Regions from separate parts of the Homo sapiens genome. Here region 1 is linked to region 2. A link is a loop called in an ENCODE intact Hi-C map of the cell type or tissue named here. Cell type or tissue: chondrocyte. All regions are shown on one strand. Each heading gives the region's core, and the rest is flanking DNA. Links, peaks and the distances in the headings are about the cores only. Region 1 overlaps NFYC (nuclear transcription factor Y subunit gamma). Region 2 has its middle 28 kb from the start of CTPS1.

Evidence for each region. A loop is a pair of places that touch in the nucleus more often than their neighbours do. Peaks named below come from ENCODE experiments on the same cell type or tissue, not always from the same donor. Only the 100,000 strongest peaks of a DNase experiment are listed, where the experiment ranks them.
Region 1: a loop joins it to region 2, with 6 times the contacts of the local background. A loop is called at or near these places in 55 of 110 quality-filtered maps.

The regions. Positions count from the first base shown.
Region 1 is chr1:40,769,162-40,780,019 of GRCh38, forward strand. It overlaps NFYC (nuclear transcription factor Y subunit gamma), which reads left to right. Exons shown (of 10, transcript NM_014223.5): 9 at 195-254; 10 at 1,548-2,442. The coding sequence ends at 1,667. Among named protein-coding and RNA genes, the nearest start is that of KCNQ4, 9.2 kb to the right of the region's middle. In chondrocyte, for the core only: CTCF peaks have their summits at 5,203 (motif pointing right) and 5,431; no DNase peak of the experiment used is centred there.
Region 2 is chr1:40,946,312-40,957,169 of GRCh38, forward strand. No RefSeq gene overlaps it. Among named protein-coding and RNA genes, the nearest start is that of CTPS1, 28 kb to the right of the region's middle. In chondrocyte, for the core only: CTCF peaks have their summits at 2,800 (motif pointing left), 3,032, 6,362 (motif pointing left) and 6,562; no DNase peak of the experiment used is centred there.

The DNA of each region.
Region 1 (10,858 bases), core at 1,858-9,857, 180 kb before region 2:
TGTGCTGCCAACTCTTGACGTAGCCATCAGTGCTAGATTAGGAGGGGTGCTTGCTTGCTTACTACCCATTGAGCACCTGCTGGGCACTTTATATGCATTGTCTCATTTGATCTTTATGACCCTCTTTTGGGTGGTGGGCTGGTGGATCAGACCCTGCAGCTGACATACCAACTCTACCATCTTGATTCTTACAGATTACACAGACAGAGGTCCAGCAAGGACAGCAGCAGTTCAGCCAGTTCACAGATGGACAGGTAGGGTACCCAACCTGGGCTGGGCAGAGGGTGAGGATTTGCGGGGCAGGGTAGCAGGTAGTATCTGGGTTTGGATGGTTAGGGCAACTGTCCTGTCCTCTACTAACAGTGAGTGGACAGAAATTGTTAAAACAAGTACGGTATTTAAATCAGGGCACCTATCCTTTAGTTTTATAGACTTAGTGGGAACTAAAATAATCTTAGACATGTAGCCCAAATTGCCATTTTACAGATGAGTAAACTGAACCCTGGAGATGGGAAGTGCCTTGTCCATGCTCCCCTAGATGTTCATTGCAGAGCCAGGACTAGAGAGCAGGTTTCCTGTTTCCCTCTCTAGAACTGTATTTTTTTCCCCTCTAAGCCATGATGCTGTTTTAATAGCATGGACTGTTGAGACGCAGAGAACACGTGACCTCTTGAGCTCTCTGGGTGCCTGAAATTCAGTCATTTTCAGTCCATGCGAGGAGAGAATCTTCCCTTTTCCCTCTGCTTTCCCCTCACAGTACAGTCCCAGAGACCACTGAGGACATGATAGGATGACATGCCCAAACTTGTGCCCTCTGCTGCTCAAAAGGGAGAAGAGCTGGCATCAGGACCCACCTCTGGCTTCTGCCAGCACCACATGCTAGGCTTACATGCCAGGGCTCCCATGAGGGCTTGGCTTTTGGCTTCTTTGGGGAGCGCCTGGGAAACCAAGTAGTCAATTAGCCCTGACCTTCCTAAGTGGCTGTGTGAGTATCTTCTCCACCCCTGGAGCGTCTTGGCTATAGTTAAGTGTTTAATACCAGGCCACCTCCTTAGCAGGGTCCATGGAGAAAATTCAAATTCAGTTTAGTTTCAACCTGAGCCAGATATTCTGAGAAAAGAAGGAGAGGAGGGGGTAATCCTACTGCCCCTGCCAGTGTAGATTACCAAGAGTTGGGGAAATGCTGACTTCCAAGCTGCTGGTACAGTGGTTCGAATTGCTTGTGTTTGCCACAGAGGAACAGCGTGCAGCAAGCTCGAGTCTCTGAGCTAACGGGAGAGGCAGAGCCCAGAGAAGTGAAAGCCACAGGAAATTCAACTCCCTGCACCTCTTCCCTGCCCACCACACACCCCCCCTCACACCGGGCTGGTGCCTCCTGTGTCTGCTGCTCCCAACCCCAGCAGAGCTCCACTTCCCCTCCTCCTTCTGACGCCTTGCAGTGGGTGGTGGTTGAGGTATCTGGGACCCCCAACCAGCTCGAGACCCATAGGGAGCTGCATGCCCCTCTCCCAGGGATGACCTCACTCTCTCCTCTCCACCCCTCGCAGCAGCTCTACCAGATCCAGCAAGTCACCATGCCTGCGGGCCAGGACCTCGCCCAGCCCATGTTCATCCAGTCAGCCAACCAGCCCTCCGACGGGCAGGCCCCCCAGGTGACCGGCGACTGAGGGCCTGAGCTGGCAAGGCCAAGGACACCCAACACAATTTTTGCCATACAGCCCCAGGCAATGGGCACAGCCTTCCTCCCCAGAGGACCCGGCCGACCTCAGCGCCTCCTGCAGGCTAGGACACTGGTGCACTACACCCCATGCCTGGGGGCCGAGATTCTCCAGCAGAAAGATGCAATATTTTTTGTTTCCTTTTTTTCCATTTTTTTCTCTAAGGAATCAATATTTCAATATGTTGAGTGTGTGTCCAATGCTATGAAATTAAAATATTAAATAACATATTTATGGCATTTTCTTGAAGAGTGTGGTTGAAGAAATATTTCTCCTTTTGTTTTTCTTTTTTTTTTGTTTGTTACTGCCACTTCTTTTTAGGAGCAAATCTCCCCAGGGGTGTACGGTATTTCTTGACTCTGGGAACAGCTGCTACCCCCAAGACTTGCCACGTTGTTCTGCCCTCAGATGGAATTAGGTGAATGTGTGTAGCTGCTTTTTCACTCGTGGTCCTCTCCCCATCCCTTGCTCTGACCCCAGAGCTCTGTGTATTTGCATCCAGAGGCCATGGAAACATTCTTTGCATTTAAGAGACAGATTTATTCCCTGTGGAGAGTGGGTGGATTCATTGCCACACTCTTTTCTCCCAGGGACCCAGGAAACTAGGACTTTGTGTGTTTGCTGCCCACCTCCCTTTTATTTTTTAAATGCATTAAAAACTGTGCTAGTCTCCTTTGCATGGACTTCAAGCTGCATGAAATGCAATAAATCTCATTTTAGATAATTTAGAGTCTGGGTTTCTGTGTCTGGGGGCATTCATGGGGCCACTTTGCTTGGAAAGGTTCATTTGCCCTCAGTTTGTGTGTCTGGGAGAGAGGGCCACCCTTGTGAGAAGGAGATGTTCAAAGCTAAGGGAACTTAATGCTGTGTACCTAATTCAAACTGAGGTCCTTAGCCGATCTTTTTTTTTCTGGCTCTGTTGCCCAGGCTGGAGTGCAGTGGTGTGATCACTGCTCACTGCAGCATCAATCTCCTGGGCTCAAGCAATCCTCCCACCCCAGCCTCCTGAATTGCTAGGACTACAGTCAGGTACCACCATGCCCAGCTAATTTTTTTTATTTTTTATTTGTAGAGACACGGTTTCACTGTATTGCCCTGGCTGGTCTTGAACTCCTGGGCTCAAGTGATCCTCCCACGTCAGCCTCCCAAAGTACTGGGATTACAGGCATGAGCCACTGTGCCTGGCCTACCTCGGCTGGTCTTAAAAGTGAGCTTCATCAGAATATATTTGCTGCTCAGAGATGCTTGCCTGCTGGACTCACTAGATTCTGACCCGTGTATCAGACTGAGCTGTGTCCTGCCTGGTTGAGGGTCAAGAAGGGGGCATCTCTCATGGAGAAAGCTGGCTCCGTCAAAGCCTGGGGTAAATCCTTCCAGTCCTGCCTGGCACAGGCTATCATTCAGCTACCTGCTGTGGCCATGCCCATTAACAAAGGCATGGCATCTGCCATAGAGAACAACCCAGGCCCCTTGTCAGCCAAGAGTTCTACAGCCAAGACCTACTTCCTGTTAATTGAAGCAGGGAGAATAGAGAGAGCATTCCACTTCATTGGCCACAGAGGCCAGTGATGAGCCATCTTTCTTACCTCCACCATGCCATCCTTCCAGCTGGAATGAGCTGCTGTTGTGGGAAGAACAGTGAGCTGGGTGCCAGGAAATGTAGGTATTTGCCCTAAACCCATGGGCAAATACCTCCCTTGTCTTTGGGACTGTCTCAGTGGGTGAGGTGGAAATTGGGGAAGGGCTTATATTAGATGATTTCAAGTCTGAACCTGATGCTTTTATGATTATCTTATGAAATATCCACTGTAAACCATGGGGATAAGACATGAGTTAGTTTTCAACAAGTAGTTTCAGATTACTGCCCTCTGATCTTCCTCCCAGGAGATTCCCCAGATTTCTGGGATCTGCTTAAATACTTTGCCTAGATTCAAGTCTGGCCAGCTCTGCTCTTTACTCCAGATTGGGGCATCCTGTTGCCTATATTGTCTTGATGATGGTAGCTTATAAAATACTCAGCATCTACTTCACTATGCCTTACCTCAGTCCATAAGAAAAAATTGCAATGAAAACAACACAATGAAATAATAAAGTAAAACAAATTAGAATTAGGAAAAATACAATTGAGTAGGAAATCAGGATTATAGAAAACAAGAACACAGATATCATGGTTATAAAGACCTACGTATTTGTTAGAATTATTTGACCCTGAGCTTCCTGGCCACCAGAGCAAAAAGAGATGAGACCAGGTAAAGGATTCACATTATAAAAGAAAGACAGATAACTTTTTTTTTTTTTTCAAAAGCAAAGTTTTTTTAGCTTTAAGGTTTTGGATACATGATGCTGTCTATCCAAAATGACATGGAGTGTCACCAGGGTAGGTAAAGCAGGTGACAGTTCACCATGAGAAGTCAGTAAGTTGGCCCCCATAACAGTGAGTCAGGGTCAGCCCCAACCTGCTCGCAACTCCCAAATTCATTCCCTCCTTCTATATCTAGTTACCTTCATTCTAGCTCTGGACTTTATTCTGAAGGGGGTCTTCTGGCCTTTCCAGCTGTCCAGAACTCAGTCTTAGCGAGACATCATATAATAGCAAGTTTTCACTGATAGCCGTGTGCCTAGCCCTGTGTGCAGGGAATGTAAGAGGGAGAAAGTGAACATGCAGAGGGGCCCCAGGCTCAGAGAAAAGGCAGAACCTCCACAATTTAATTTCATGGTGCCCTGTGTCCCACCTTGTTTGCTCTTTGGTTCATTCCTGAAAACCCAAGTGTGATTGGAGTTTCAGGCCAATGAATGGGTCCCCATTTTCCTGTAGACTTCCATTCTTGTTTTAGAGATGTTTTGATCAGTTGTGATTAGCAAGCAGCTTCCCTGCTGAACACTTTCCCTTTAAATTGCCCTGCCAGCAGGGCCCATCCTGGTGTAAACAAACCCTTTGGCGCAGCCCAAGAGAGCCCCTATCTAATACCCAGCACGATCCCCTTACATCCGGAGCACTCTTTAAACATTTTTCCTAGCACTTGCAGCATCCGTCCTCCCTCCCGATGATCTTCACAGTGACCCTGCAGGGGAGACAGGAAGAGGTATCATGATCCCTGTGTTAGCGATGGAGTCATGGGAGGGCTAGTGAAGTGCAGTGACTTGCCCAAGGTCACTCCATGAATTGAGGGTGGAATTGAAACCAAAACACTGATCTCCTGACCCCCTGTGCATACACAGTTGCTCTCTGGCCAAAGGTGACATGTATATGTGTAAGAAAGAAGCAGGCTATTGAAATGTGAACTATCCCCTTTTAGTCAGTCTTCCTGAACTGACTGGCCCAGCCTTGAGTATACATGAAATAAATAAAGCAGTTGGGTCTGGTCTGGGGACAGCTGGTGGTTGGGAACTTGCCACAAGGATGACCTTGGAGATTGGAGACCCCTGGAATCTGGAGCAGACAATCTGGCTGGCTTCCTTGCAGCTCAGGTCTGCGGAGGCCACAAGGGGGCAGCATGCAGCCCTCACCTGTGTCTCTGGGAGGTGCCCTGTCCCACTGTCATCCCAACTGTAGACAATTCTAGGAACTAGTGGGAGTATGACTGTCCCCTTTCTTAACCCACTTCCTGATAAGACCCTCACCCTTTGAAGGGAGGGTCCTCCCTAGGATAACAGTGAGAGCTGGAAACTCTACCCTCTCCAGAGTATTGCCTCAAGGTAGGTGGTTAGATTTTAATAAGGACTTTCTGACAGCCCAAGTTGGTTCAAGGTCCTTCTTATCTCCCCAGCTTTGTTTCTTTTCACTCTCCTCTCCCTCACCACCTCCTGTACTCTATGCTCCTGTCACACCCAATTACTCACTGATCCCTGAACTTAGCTCCATGTTTTCAGAATGTGCTAGCTACAATTCCTGAAATGCCCTTTTACTTCCCTTTTCACTTATTGAGCTCCTATACATCCATCAAGGCCCAATTTAAATGGCCCTTGCCGAGAAACTTCTAATTCCTGAGCCAGAGTCAGCAAAGACCTCTTCAGTGCTCCCATGTGAACTTCTACAACCTCTATTATTAGAGCTCATATACAGTCATTCAGCAGCTATTTCTTTGGCACCTTCTGTGTGTCAGACGTTGTTTTAAACATTGTGAATACAGCTTAAAACAAGTCTGACTTCTCTGCTACCATGGAGCTTATATTGATGATTGGGTTGAGGGCAGGGGTTGGGTTGGGGAGAGAGACAACAAACAAAAGACCAAGTTAGCCTCTAAAGAAACCCTCTATCCTCTGTTAGTGTTTTCTGGTTTGGGCTGTCTTCCTCACAGGGAGTTCTCAAGTCCAGGGTCATCTCTGCACCGCTGGAGTGCAGCACAGAGCCTGGCACCAAGGGGGTAACAGTAACTGATGAGTGAGTGAATGAACACAAAGCCATCCTTGCAGCCACACTGCGCACATTCCCACCTCTGCTCATCTGCTCTCACCATGACATTTTTTTCTTAACAATTTTTGTTTGTTTTTTTTTCAGATGGAATCTCGCTCTGTTGCCAGGCTGGAGTGCAGTGGCGCGATCTCAGCTCACTGCAACCTCCGCCTCCCGGGTTCAAGTGATTCTCCTGCCTCAGCCTCCTGAGTAGCTGGGACTACAGGCGCCCGCCACCACGCCCAGCTAATTTTTGTATTTTTAGTAGAGACGGGGTTTCACCATGTTGGCCAGAATGGTCTCGATCTCTTGACCTCGTGATCCGCCCACCTTGGCCTCCCAAAGTGCTGGTATTACAGGCGTGAGCCACCGTGCCCAGCTCTTATTAACAATTTTTTATTGAGCTCTGATAATATGCCAGGCAGGGGTGTTCAATGGAGATTATTGTTTAAGAAATTTCTGTCTAGGAAAATATGTCTAAGGCCAGGCATGGTGGCTTATGCCAGTAATCCTAGCACTTTGGGAGATGGAGGCAGGAGGATCACTTGAGGTCAGGAGTTTGAGACCAGCCTGGGCAACATGGTGAAACCCCATCTCTATAAAAAATACAAAAATTAATCGGGTGTGGTGGTGCGTGCCTGTAATCCTAGCTACTTGGGAGGCTGAGACAGGAGGATTGCTTGAGCCAGGGAGGATCACTTGGGTGACAGAATGAGACCCTGTCTCAAAAAAAAAAAGAAAAGAAAAGAAAAGAAAAGAAAATACATCTAAAGCTTGGTACTCATGGATTCTCATTTCATCTTCACATCCTCGTTAGGTAGGCATTCTCCCTATTTTATAAGTAAGAAACTGGGTCTCAAACATGTTAAAATATTACCCAAGGGCACCAGCTGGTTGCCTGGAGCCAGATGCTCCTAGAAGCCTCCTGTGTCAGCTGGCCCAGCCCCCATGGGTTTTGTCCCCTCCATTTGTGATTATTTTCCTACAGAGAATGAGAGTCCCCTTCCCACCAACTCTTGAGTAGGGACCTAGCTTTTGTCCCACAGCTCCAGCCATCTATAGGCCTCAGTGAGGTGGCATCTGATCTCCTAAGAGGAGTGGACCCTCCTGTGGAGGCCCAGTGCCCAGTCACATGAGCAACTTGGCCATGGCTTCCTCAAGGCCTCGTGTGCTAGGCTGCTGGTGTCTTCCCCAGCTTGGGTGCTGTTCCACTGCCATGGCTTAGGAAGAGGGGACAGAAGGACAGTAAGGCTGGCACTCAGGAGGGAAGAACCTGAGCTGGGCCAGGCTGGGCTGGCCTCCTGTGTCTGGCTGGTGCTGAGGAGAAGTCTGAAACAGAGCCCGGCCTCCCTCCAATCCCTGAGACTCCAGCCCCTCCTTAGAGTCCTGGCCCTGCGCTGTGCCCATCATCTCTGTGAACTCCCAGCCCCTCCCCCAAGTTCCTGTTCTCTCTTTCTGGGAAGGTCTGTGGAACAGCTTTCTAAGATCTTGTATGTGTCAAATGTCTTAATTTTGCCCTTTCATTTAAGTGACAGTTTGGCAAGGTATGGAATTCTAGGTTCACAATTATTTGCCCTCAGCACTTTGAAGATACGATTCCATTGTCTCTTGGCATCTGTTGTTGCTGATGAGAAGTTTACTGTCAACTCAATTATTGGACCTTTGTAGATAAGCCATCTTTTCTCTCTGGTGGCTTTTAGAATTTCTATTTATTCTTGATATTCTACACTTTGACTACAAGGTGTCTAGATAGAGTTTTGTTTTCTAAGATATCTTACTAGGTAGTCTGTGGGCCTTTTAAATCTAGAAATTCATGGATTATTTTTGGCAAGTTCAGTCACTCTTTCCAGTATCTCTTTTTGAAACCCTTAATGCATATGCTAGATTTTCTCATTCAATCTTCTATGTCTCTTTTCTTTCATCTGCTTAATCTCTTTATTCTGTGCTTCAGTCTGAAGGATTTCCTCAGTTCTAGCTTCTAATTCATTAATTCTCTTCAGATATATTTGATAACCTATTTATTGATTTTTTAAAAAATGTTAGTAACTTTAGTTTTCATTTCTAAAATTTCTAGATAGTTCTGTTCATTTCTGCTACGTTTCTGTTTGATATCTTTCTATTCTTGTTTTATATATGCTACTTCTTCCTTTATCTTTTTGATGATTTTAGCTATATTAAATTTCCTTTCAGATTGCTCCATTAGCTCTAGGTCTTTATGTATAAATTCTCCCATGAGAGGTATGTCTCTTAAGGTATGGTGCTTCTAATCTGTTATGGAATTTATCCTTGAGATTATTTTCAGCACATTTTCCTGATTGTGCCCTGGGATGTGGAGGCCATCCTAAGGGATGATTTCTCAGTTGTATGTGCCTAAGCCATGTGGAAGTGCAGCAGCCTCAAATCAGCTCTTATAGCAGTGTCTTGGTTTGGGATTTTTGCATGGCCTGGATATCAAATCCTGAGCCCACACCCCCTGTGGACAGACTGAGGTGTCACACTTATAAGGATCCTCTTTCTGCTTAAAGCCAGGGACCAGGTGGCTAGCAGACAGAGATTTTAATGTTCACGGCAGGCAGCACTTTACCAGACTCAGCTTTAAGCAGAAAGCCTACTGTTGTCCCTGGCATTTTTGAGGTTGGCAACTATACTTCCCACCCTCCCACCCCACTGGACACTGGACCCCCCCTCAGAAATACACCTTCAATTCCTGCTTGCCACCAGGAATTACCTCTTATGGTCTTACACAATTCCCCATTCTTGCTTTTGGTGCTTGAATATGTACTTTTTTTTTCTTTTAATTATCAGCTGGGCATGGTGGCTCATGCCTGTAATCCCAGCACTTTGGGAAGCCAAGGCTGGTAGATCACTTTGAGGCCAGGAGTTCGAGACCAGCCTGGCCAACATGGTGAAACCCCATCTCTACAAAAAATAAAAATATTAGCCAGGCATGGTGGTACACACCTGTATTCTCAGCTACTCGAGAGGCTGAGGCAGAGAATTGCTTGAACCCAGGAGGCAGAGGTTGCGGTAAGCCAAGATCACACCACTGCATTCCAGCCTGGGTGACAGAGCAAGAACTGGTCTCAAAAAAAAAATTTTTTTTTAATTTAAAAAATTATTTAGCACTTATCTTGCTTTGCACATCTAATATTTCAAAGAGGAGGAATTTAATAAGCGTTTAATCAAGCTTGACCTGGAAATCCTGGTCTCTGAGCCTTCCATCCCTGTCACCCAGTCTCTAGCCTCTCTTTGGAGCCCCCATTCTCCTCCCTGAATCCCATCTCCCTTACCAGGTTGTCATCCTCTTTCTGAACCCCATTTCCTGCTACTCAACCTTCTGTCCCTCCTACTCACGTCATCTCCCTCCCTGAGCCCTCATTCAAGTTTCTCCCACCAGGCGAGCATGGAAGTTCTTTTCCACTGCACACTCAGCAACTCAGAAAAGTCCTTCCTTTTCATTTTTCAGCCAACTCTATTGTCCCAGTGGTTCTCACCGAGAACATGGAGTTAACCAGCAGGACCACAGCACTGTTGCCTTCTGCATGGTCTTCCAGAGGTAGAGGTTAGAGGAAGGATCTTACAGGAAGAATCCTGAAGGCAGAGGAGGAGCCCTGCAAGAAGGGAGGGCTTTGACCTTCATTTCCACGCCCCTTTCTCCCTCTGTGTCTCCTCTGTGTGGGCCCCCTCCAGCCCTGAGGATCAATGGGGGTTCACTTTCACTGAGCTCAGCAACACTGCTCCCTCCCCACTTCCTGTGGCTCTGAGCTGACTGGCCTGCTTGGTCTAGGCTGGGGGCTGGTCAGTGCCACACCCAGATCTGGGGAAAAGAAATTCCTTGGCTGGCGAGGTGGCTCACGCCTGTAATCCCAGCACTTTGGGAGGCCAAGACGGGCGGATCAGGAGGTCAGGAGATCGAGACCATCCTGGCTAACACGGTGAAACCCCGTCTCTACTAAAAATACAAAAAAATTAGCCAGGCATGGTGGCGGGCGCCTGTAGTGCCAGCTACTTGGGAGGCTGAGGCAGGAGAATGGTGTGAACCCGGGAGGCAGAGCTTGCAGTGAGCCGAGATTGCGCCACTGCACTCCAGACTGGGCAACAGAGCGAGACTCCATCTCAAAAAAAAAAAAAAAAGGAAAAGAAAAAGAAATTCCTTGGGCCCCTCCAGCACCTCGTGGCCTAAGTCTCTTGTCCTTTCTGGGCTGCACAGGGAAAAGGAAGAAGGCCTTATCTTTCTCTCATGCTTCCTCCTGCTCTCAGTAGAGGTGGGTTCCCAAAGGTCAATAATGTGATGCCATCACCCCCTGAGCACTCTCCACTCCAATCCCCTCCTAGGAAGGCTTCCTAGATTGAGAAGAACTGCTAGGACCAGGGAATTCCCAGAGCATCTCCCTGCTCCACCTGAAACACGTACCTGAAGAGCAGTCAGACGAATGGGTCACGTGCGTACAGCCCCCTGCATGGTCTCTAACTTTTTCATGCATTATTGCATTCAGTGCTGATAGCCAGGGAAAGTGGGGAAGAGGTGGAGTGACTTGCCCAAGGTCCCCAGGTATTCCACAGGTGGAGCTAGGACTGGAAGCCCAGCCATGACTTGTAGTTTAGGGCTCTTTCTGCCCCTGGCACTGCCAGCCTCTCTGGATGCTGGTGCCTCCCACTTCACCCATCCTGGGTTCTCTCCTAGGGAGCCACAGCCTCTGCAGCATGCCCAGCCTCAGGGCCTGGCCAGGCTCCCTGTTTCTTATCA
Region 2 (10,858 bases), core at 1,500-9,499:
GGGCAACAGGGTGAGACTCTGCCTCAAAAAAAAGAAAATTAATTAATTATTTTAAAATATTTAAAAAGTACAAAGGAAGGAAGAAAACCATGAGTAAGAAAAATATAATCAGGCGTGGTGGCTCACACCTGTAATCCCAACACTTACAGAGGCCTAGGCGGGTGGTTCAGTTGAGGTCAGTAGTTTAAGACCAGCCTAGGTAACATGGTAAAACCCTGTCTCTACCAAAAATACAAAAATTAGCCAGGCATGGTGGTGGGTGCCTGTAGTCCCAGCTACTTGGGAGGCTGAGGCAGGGGAATCACTTGACCCTGGGAGGAGGAAGTTGCAGTAAGCCAAGATCACACCACTGCACTCCAGCCTGGACAACAGAGTGAGACTCTGTCTCAAAAAAAGAAAAGAAAAGAAAAATAGACAAACGACATGGGAAAATACACTTTATAGAAGATGACATTCAAATGGCCAATCAACTCAGGAAGAGATGTTTGACTCCACAGAAATCCAAATGAAAACAACAATGGGATAATATATTTCATGTATCAGACTGCAAAAATTAAAAGGCACCCAGTGTTGGGGAGCGTGTCAGTTGGTATCTCATCACTCCTGGGGCAAATGCAAATTGCAATATTATTTTTGGAAAGAAATTCATCTATTTCATCAGAACTTTATATTTATGTGCCCTTTGATCAAATCCATTCCACCTTTGAGAATTTATTTTATTGAAATAATGGCAAAAGTGAGCAAAGAGAAATATATAGTGGTTCTTTGCAGCATTGTTTATAATAACAAAAGACAGGAATTGCATGAGTATCACCAGAGAATTGGGTACCTCATGGTGTGTCCATACTATACAGCTGATAAAAAGAATGAGGGAGATCCATCTACACCTGCCAACATGGAAATTAGTTCTCCGTTTGGAAGACAAAGCAATTTGAATAACAGGTATATTGTATATCTATAAGATATATTATTATATAGATAACATGTTATAACAGGTATTTTTATATGTTTAATATTATATATAGATATATATATATATATACTTTTTTTTTGAGACAGAGTCTTGCTCTAACCTTCAGGGTGGAGTGTAGGGGTGCGATCTCAGCTCACTGCAACCTCCATCTCCTGGGTTCAAGCAATTCTCATGCCTCAGGCTCCCAAGTAGCTGGGATTACAGGCGCGTGTCATCACACCCAGCTAATATTTTGTAATTTTAGTAGAGACAGGGTTTGACGGAGTTTCACCATGTTGGCTAGGCTGGTCTCAAACTCCTGACCTCAGGTGATCCACCCTCCTCAGCCTCCCAAAGTGCTGGGATTACAGGTGTGAGCCACCACGACCGGCCTAATATTTTATTATATTTTTATTTATATTTTGAAAATGATCTCTTGGCCAGGCGCAATGGCTCATGCCTGTAATCCCAGCACTTTGGGAGGCCAAGGTGGGTGGATTACCTGAGGTCACGAGTTCTAAGACCAGCCTGGCCAACATGGCAAAACCCCGTCTCTATTAAAAATACAAAAATTAGCTGCGCATGGTGGCACGTGCCTGTAATCCCAGCTAGTCGGGAGGCTGAGGCATGAGAATGGCTTGAACCAGGGAGACGGAGGTTGCAGTGAGCCGAGATCACGTCATTGGAGTCCAGCCTGGGAGACAAGAGTGAAACTCCGTCTCAAAAAATAAAAAAATAAAAAAGAAAGACAATAATCTCTCTAGCTCTTTCCACATATATTTGATTATAAAAACACATACACATATGTAGCTATATGATTATAATATCTATTATGTATACCTGGAAATTAACATACTAAAGTGTTAACAGTGAGACAGATTGAAGGCAAAGATTGAAATTCATTTTATTTCTCTATCACTGAAATTTTTTTCATTGAGCACATTACTACTTTTGTAACAATGTTAAAAATCATCTTTATTAAAAATTATTTTAAGGTCAAGGCAGATGGATCACTTGAGGTCAGGAGTTTGAGACCAGTCTGGCCAACATGGTGAAACCCCATTTCTACTAAAAATACAAAAATTAGCTAGGCATGGTTGCGCACACCTGTAATCCCAGCTACTCGGGAGGCTGAAGCAGAATTGCTTGAACCCGGGAGGCAGAAGTTGCAGTGGACCGAGCTCCCACCACTGCACTCCAGCCTGGGCAGTAGAGCAAGTCTTCGTGTCAAAAAAAAAAAAAAAATTATTTTAACTGATGTTATGGTTACTAAAAGTCGGCCTGGAAGGACAGATGACTCCCAGACTGCTAACAAATAGGGTTTTCTCCCGGACAGCGTTTCCCTCCCCCGGCTATTAGAGGTTTCCCACCAAGACTCCTGGCTTCCTTTTCAGAGCCAAGAGAGCCAAAGGGGCCCTTGTGTTGCCCAGGGCTCACTGGGGCATAGTAAACATGCCCTAAATACAGTGCAGTCCCACCCTTAACAGTAAAGCTACCCTATCCAGCAGCCCTTTCGCAGAGTGCGGGAATAGCAGCCTCCCCTTCCCACCCCATACTGTGAGCTTCCCTAGGGCAGACACCAGGGCTAACTGTTGTCTGTATTCCTAGCAGCCAGCACAGATAATATTACTCGAACTAATTTATTAACACAAACACAGACTAACACAACTCGCCCACCAGGCAGATGGCGAAGCCTGGCTATAAAACTGGCACAAGGAAGAGAGAAAATTGATTAGCAATGAGTCATGAATGGCAGGAAAGCATGAAGGAGAAAAGGCAGATACACGAAGTCTGTCTACCAGCTGGTCCTTTTTTAAAAAGGGAGGAGGCAGACAGTGCCCCCTACAGGGCTAATGGAAATGGCATCTGCCCTTTTTAGGAAGAAGGGCAGAGGTAGGTAGGGTTGGAGGGGTGGGGAGGTGGGTGCGGGCTATGCTGTATTCTATCCTGCAATGCCAGTGAGTGAGACTGTAGATCATGTTGCCACTAATGACATCTGGTGGAAACGGCATTTGTGGTGGAGATAACTTAATAACATAGCATGTGCGGCACTGTGCTACAGCCCACAAGAAATGGAAAGAATGGCAAGAAGTACTTGTTTGTCCCTGTGTCCCCAGCACCAGGGGCCTGGCACAGAGCAGGGGCTCACTAGAAGCTTGAGAAGGAAGGAAGCCAGGGAGTGAGGTAAGGAGGGAGGGCAAAGGGAGGAGATAGGGAAAATGACGCAAGGACCAAGGAGCTCTTTCCTTTAATTTATTTTATTTTATTTTTTCTTTTCTTTTCTTTTCTTTTCTTTTTTTTTTTTGAGACAGGGTATTGCTCTGTCACCTAGGCTGGAGTGTACCAGTGCAATCACGGCTCATAGCAGCCTCTACCTCCTGGGTTCAAGCTATCCTCCTGCCCCAGCCTCCCAAGTAGCTAGAACTACAGGTGTGTGCTGCCACACCCAGCTAATTTTTAAAAAATATTTTGTAGAACCATGGAATACTATGCAGCCATAAAAAAGAATGAGATCAGCTGGGCATGGTGGCTCATGTCTGCACTTACTCCCAGCACTTTGGGAGGCCGAGGCAGGCGAATCATGAGATCAGGAGTTCAAGACCAGCCTACCCAATATGGTGAAACCCCGTCACTACTAAAAATACAAACAATTAGCTGGGCGTAGTGGTGGGCACCTGTAATCCCAGCTACTCGGGAGGCTGAGGCAGGAGAATCACTTGAACCTGGGAGGCAGAGGTTGCAGTGAGCTGAGATCGCGCCACTGCACTCCAGCCTGGGCGACAAAGTGAGACTGCATCTCAAAAAAAAAAAAAAAAAAAAAGAGAGATCATGTCCTTTGCAGGGACATGGATGGAGCTCAAAGCCATTATCCTCAGCAAACTAATGCAGAAACAGCAAACCAAATACTGCATGTTCTCACTTACAAGTGGGAACTGCATTATGTTAACACATGGACACATATGGGGGGGCAACAACACACACTAGGACCTGTCGGAGGGTGGGAGGTGGGAGAAGGGAGAGCATCAGGAAGAAAAGCTAATGGATGCTGGACTTAATACCTGAGTGATGGGATGATCTGTGCAGGAAACCACCATGGCACACGTTTACCTATGTAACAAACCTGCACATGCTGCACCTGTATCCCTGAACTTAAAATAAATGTTGGAAATTTAAAAAAAAAAGAAAAGAAAAGAAAAAAATCTTTTGTAGAAACAGGGTCTCACTATGTTGCTCAGGCTGGTCTTCAACTCCTGAGCTCAAGCAATCCTCTCGTCTTGGTCTCCCAAAGTGCTGGAATTACAGGCGTGAGCCACTGTGCCTGGCTGAGGAAGGTCTTTTCTAGTTTTATGACATGAGGGGATCCTTTGAGGGGGTTCCTGGAAGGCTGCCTCGACTTCACTGCCCCTCCTTGGGCTTCCACGTTCTTATCTGTATATTGAGTATGGCAGGGGGAGAGATAAAAGGCTGGACTAGCTTAGTGATTCTCACCCGGAGTCCCAGAACCCTAGGGAACTCTCAAGATAGAATGGGTACCATGAGCTATATTAGGACTTCTAAATGCATAACAAGAATGCGTAAGCATTTGCTCAGGATGAAACTGTATGTGCTGATGGGCCAGGTATCTTTCTTTCAGGCTGGAACTCCATCACTCCCAAGGAACAGGGAAACGTTTGAATCAAGTCCACTCTACAGGAAGATAGGCCAGGGTTAGACCACAGTCAGTGATGTGCCTTTGAGCAAGTGACTGAGTCTCTTTTGGGTGTCAGTTTCCTCCTAAGTAAAATGGGAGTGATAAGACCCCACTCAGAGGTTTCTAGTGGCGATTGAATGAGCTAGCACATGTAAAGCACTTGGCACGTAGGCTGGCCCAGAGTCAGCCCTCTGCAAATGGTAGTTGCTATAATGATTAATGCAGAATAGGGAGTCTGAACATCTCATGCTAATCAAAAACTCTGATAGGAGCTATATATATATAGATAGATAGATTCATAATAGTAGGAAATAAATGAAGATTAATTATTTAAGGCAGCTTGTTTGGAAGACGATGTCTTTTTTCAAATAGGGATGGAGTCTCCCTTTGTTGCCCAGGCTGCAGCCTCGACCTCCTGAGCTCAAGCAATCCTCCCACCTCACCTGAGTATCTGGAGTACAGGTGCAAGCCACCACGCCCAGCTAATTTTTTTTTTAATTTTTGTTTTTTATAGAGACAGGGTCTCACTAGATTGCCCAGGATAACAACGTCTTTTAAAACATGAAACCTCTTGGATAGGAGAGTATTTAAGGTCAACTAAAAACAATAAAAAAAAAATTTAAAGAGAAGAAAACATGAGACCATACTTAGAAGTCACAAGAGCGAACTTCGTGGGACAAAGGCTGAGCCCTTGTGTCAGGTCCCTTCGAGCTGGAGTTCAATAAGAGACTAAGCTCTCCTACTTCTGGGTCTTGGCACAGTTCTCTCTTTTTGAACTGACTGATTAACTGATTGAGACAGGATCTCACTCTGTTAGCCCAGGTTGGAGTGCAGTGGCGAGAATATGATTCACTGTAGCCTCAACTTCCTGAGCTCAAGCAATCCTCCCAACTTAGCCTCCAGAGTAGCTGGGACCACAGGCGCCAGCCACCATGCCAGGCTAATTAAAAAAAAAATTTGTTTTTTAAGAGTCAGGGACTTGCCATGTTGCCCAGTCTGGTCTCAAACTTCTGGGTTCAAGCCATCCTCCCACCTTGGCCTTCCAAAGTGCTGGGATTACAGGTGTGAGCCACTGCACCCAGCCTGTTCTGTCTTTTTGGAATGACTTTCTCTCCCTTTTTTATCTAGTTGACTCCTAGACACTGCCTCCAGGAAGCCTTCTATGCTTGGCCCTTGGCTCCCTTGAGTCAGTGCCTTTCCGCAGCTTGCTGGATCAGTCCTTTGAAGGAACTTGCTATAGTGTGCAGTGTTTTCTTAGACCAGCAACTCTCACCCTTGACACCATCAGAATCACCAGAGGGGCTTGTTAGAACAGAGATTGCTGGCCACGGGCCCCAGAGTGTCTGATTCAGCAGGTCTGCAGTGGGTCCCGAGAATCTGTGCGTCTGCTCATTCACAGGAGATGCCAGGCCTCCTGACCCGGGGAACACACTTTGAGAACCGCTGGCTTAGACCACATGGTCTAGGACAGCAGGGATCTTGCCTATTTGTTCCCCCACTGCACCTCCAGCAGCACCTCACAGTCTCAGCCATTACATGGAAAGACAAAGTCAAATAACAAGACGTAATGTAGAAGATTTCCCAAGGCCTGTGTGCTGAGCACACAGGTCGGGCCCCGGCTGGAGGTGCGAACTGTCTCCGAGAGCGCCAGGTGAGTGCCCAGCGGGAGCAGAACGGGAATGGCAGGAGGCCCGTGCTCTGGGTCAGAGCGCCCTCTGGTGCCAACATCTCAGCTCTGCACCTGGAGCTGAAATTAGGTGACATCAAGGCAGACCCCAACCGACCTCCCAGCCCCTGGTTTTCCCCTCTCAGCCTCGTCCATGTCACCACCAGGAGTAACTTGCTAAAATCCAGCTCTGACCCTACTCGCCTTTGCCCTTCTCCCAGCTTAAGCCCCGCACTTGGCTCTCCACTGCCTTCTGGACAAACCTCAGCATTCAAGGTCCTTGGCTGTCCTCTGGTGACTCTGTTGCTTTCTGTCCTTCAGTATCCTGTGGCTCTCCTCAGGCACTCTTTAATTTGTCCACACCAGGCAGGTCATGGACTTTATGCCTTCTTACAAGCTATTCCTAACAGGACTGCAACCCCACCTTCTCCTCCAGAGAAACTGATCCTTTTTAATGTCAAATGTGGCCTCTTCTGTGAAGCCTTCCTGGATTCTCCCAGGCAGAAGCGATTGTTTCTTCCATTGTGTCTGTATAGCCTAGTGCACAGGCCACTGCGGAGTGGGGTCTGGGTCCTCCTTGAGACCATGAGCTCCTTCGGGCTCCTGACTCAGCTTTGGTGTATCAATAAATGCTGGAATCTACAAAGCTGTTTTCCCTCTTCAAAGCTAAAACCCACTGTCTACTACCTAAGTCTGCATAGATCCTTAGATATTCAATCATTTATTCAACCAGCAAATATACTTGAGGCCTTTCTTCTTCTTCTTCTTTTTTTTTTTTGAGACGGAGTCTCGCTCTGTCGCCCAGGCTGGAGTGCAATGGCGCTATCTCGGCTCACTGCAAGCTCCGCCTCCTGGGTTCATGCCATTCTCCTGCCTCAGCCTCCCCAGCAGCTGGGACTACAGGCACCCACCACCACGCCCGGCTAATTTTTTTTTTTTTTTTGTATTTTTAGTAGAGACGGGGTTTCACCGTGTTAGCCAGGATGGTCTCGATCTCCTGACCTCGTGATCCACCTGCCTCGGCCTCCCAAAGTGCTGGGATTACAGGCGTGAGCCACCGCGCCCAGCCTCTTCTTTTTTTTTTTTTTTTTGATGGAGTTTCAAGCCCAGGCTGGAGTGCAATTGCATGATCTCAGCTCACTGCAACCTCTGCCTCCAGGGTTCAAGCGATTCTCCTGCCTCAGCCTCCCGAGTAGCTGGGATTACAGGCATGTGCCACCATGCCTGGCTAATTTTGTATTTTTAATAGAGACGGGGTTTCTCTATGTTGGTCAGGCTGGTCTCGAACTCCTGACCTCAGGTGATCCGTCTACCTCGGCCTCCCAAAGTGCTGGGATTATACGCATGAGCCACCACACCCGGACAAGGCCTTTCTTCTGGCAGGCATTAATCAATTCCAGTGCAGGGGATACAGAGGAGAATAAAACAAGACGAAGTTCCTGGCCTCTGAGCTTATATTATGGTAGGAGAGAATGACAATAAACAAAATACTGTGTATTAAATACTGTTAAGCCAAGCTGTGCTAAATTGCATAGAGAAATTAAGCAGGGTAAAGGATAGAAGTTGATGGAGTGGTTCTATTTCAGGCAGTGTGGTTAAGAAAATACTCACTGATGGCCGGGCGCAGTGGCTCACACCTGTTATCCCAGCACTCTGGGAGGCCGACGCGGGTGGATCATGAGGTCAAGAGTTCGAGACCAGCCTGGGCAACATGGTGAAACCCTTTCTCTACTAAAAATACACAAATAAGCTGGGCATGGTGGCACACACCTGTAATCCCAGCTACTCAGGAGGCTGAGGCAGGAGAATCACATGAATCCCGGAGGTGGAGGTTGCAGTGAACCAAGATAGGGTCACTGCAATCTAGCCTGGGCGACAAATCGAGACTCGTCTAAAAAAAAAAAGGAAAAAAGAAAATACTCACTGATAAGGTGGCATTTGAGCAAAGACACAAACAAAGTGCAGATGTGAACCGTGCATGTGTCTGGGGGGAGGTATTCCTGCAGCGTGCAAAGTCCCTGTGATAGGAACGTGCTTAGCATGCTCTAGAAACTGCAAGTTGGCTGGTGTTTTAGGTCAGGCGATCTGGAAGCAGACTCTGAGAGGATTCCTGTATAAGTGATTGATTAGTGCTCCCTTAGGGGTAGGGTGGGGAATAACCAGCAAGGGTGTAGGGGAAGCAGGGCAGGGAAGAGGAGGAAGCCAAGCAAGCGTGTGATTTCATGCGAAATCCGGAGGAAGGTAGTCTCACCCTGATCCCACGGGGGTGGGGCGGGGTGGGGTAAGGTAGAGTCGGGTAGGAAGGGGAGCTCTGGCATATAAGTTACACCTCAGTGTTTGTTCCAACCTAAGGCAAGGTTGCTGAGACTTTCAAACTCTCCTCCCATTAACATCTGGCTAGGGTCATCCCAGGGAGCTTTTTCAAGTAAATTCTCAGGCACTTCCTCTGGGCAAAGTGGGCTCCAGTAGCGCCCTATCCAAAGAGCCATAGGTACTAGGTACTAGGTGTTGGGTACTAAGTACTAAATGTTAAGAGAAAAAGCTTAGCAAAGTTGGGGGCACACACAACATGAAGGAAAAGGGGATCTTAAAAGGATCTGGGTAAAATGCTAACAGTACCTGTGAAAGTCAGTGAGGTAGAAGAACAGAAGTCAGAGTAGAATCGTAAGAGAAGAGATAGTCAGCTGAGGCCAGATCAGGTAAATCAATATCTGATTTCACTCAAATAGGCAATGTGCTGAGCTAAAAAATCCACAGCTCTCCTTGCATCTAGGGGCGGCCAGTTCCACATACTCAAATGTCGATAAAAGTCAGCTGGAGGCACCTAAGAAAGCATTCATTTCCTGATAGAGGCACCACATTTTCTTCCTTGCCACTCCCTTCTTTTTGCCTGGAATGTGAACCCGAGGCTGGGGGTAAAGCAGTCATCTTGTAACCATGAGGTCACAGTGAGGCAAATGTGAGAGTAAAAGCTTTGTACTAAGCATGGTGGAGGGGCCTGAGACCCTGGTGATGTTGCAGAGAGGCTGCACTAGCCTGGGACGCCTGTCTCTAGACTTAATATCTTTTTTTGAAAGTTAACAAATCCCTATTCGATGAAGTCTGGCTTTCTGTTACATGCCAGTGGGCATCATCCCTAACCAATACTTCCTCCAAAGAGTTATAGATCTACACAGCCTCCTACATTCTGTGAGAGCACTTGTTCCCACTCAAATGCGCTGGACGTTATAAAGCTTTTTCCAGTTTGCCAATCTTCCACGTGACAAATCCTATCTTGTTTTCTTTCGGTTTTTGTTGTTTTGAGACGGCGTCTCACTCTGTTGCCCCGGCTGGAGTGCAATGGCGCGATCTCGGCTCACTGCAACCTCCGCCTCCCGGGTTCAAGCCATTCTCCTGCCTCAGCCTCTCAAATAGCTGGGATTACAGGCGCGCGCCACCACGCCCGGCTAATTGTTGTATTTTCAGTAGAGACGGGGTTTCACCATGTTGGTCAGGCTGGTCTCAAACTCCTGACCTCAGGTGTCACCACCCGCCTCGGCCTCCCAAAGTGCTGGGATTACAGGCATAAGCCACCACACCCGGCCTATCTTGTTTTATTGTGAATATGAGTTATGAGTGAGGTTGAGTATTTTTATATGTTTTTTGTGCATTTGTGTTTACGTGAAACTACATGTTTCTGTGCCTTGCCCACTTCCATTTGAAGGCCAAAAAAAAAAAAAAAAAAAAATCACAGCGGGCACTGGCATCTTAAGGGTTCTGAGAATTCCTGCAGCATGCAATGTGCATTTTAACTTTAGCATGGAATTCTCCAAAATTATTTGACCACATAACATATTTTGTCTTGGAAACCCTATTTCTATTAGTTAGGACTGAGCTTTCTAACTGGCATGCCATAAATGAGCCACAAGCATGTTGACCTATTCAACTACTCAAAATTTGACAAGAGCCAAAACATATTTGAACACTGTTAGATAGCTTCCTCTATGAACTTCCTGAATTAGGTAATAATTATTTTGGTGGTTAAGATTTTATTCAAAGCACTTGCCGCCAGAAAGACTTTGTCATGGCCACATTGTCCCACACTCCACAGAATAGTCTGACTATGATCCTAGTCATGATTTGTTTATCTGTTTATCAGCTGCAACTGATAAATTCTTCTTTATTTTGCAAGTACATATAAAATATTGGCTTTTCTTTAACTTAATAATTTTCTCTTATTTTTCTAACATAAAAGTATGGATATTATTATTTAATGTTATGTGTTTCCCTATAGAAAATGAGTTATTTTGGGCAGGGCATGGTGGTGCACGCCTGTAATCCCAGCACTTTGGGAGGCCGAGGCAGGCAAATCACGAGGTCAGGTGTTTGAGACCAGCCTGCCCAACACGGTGAAACCACATCTCTACTAAAAATACAAATATTAGCAGGGCATGGTAGCACACACATGTAGTCCCAGCTACTTAGGAGGCTGAGGCAGGAAAATTGCTTGAACCCAGGAGGTGGAGGTTGCAGTGAGCCAAGATCACACCACTGCACTCCAGCCTGGGCA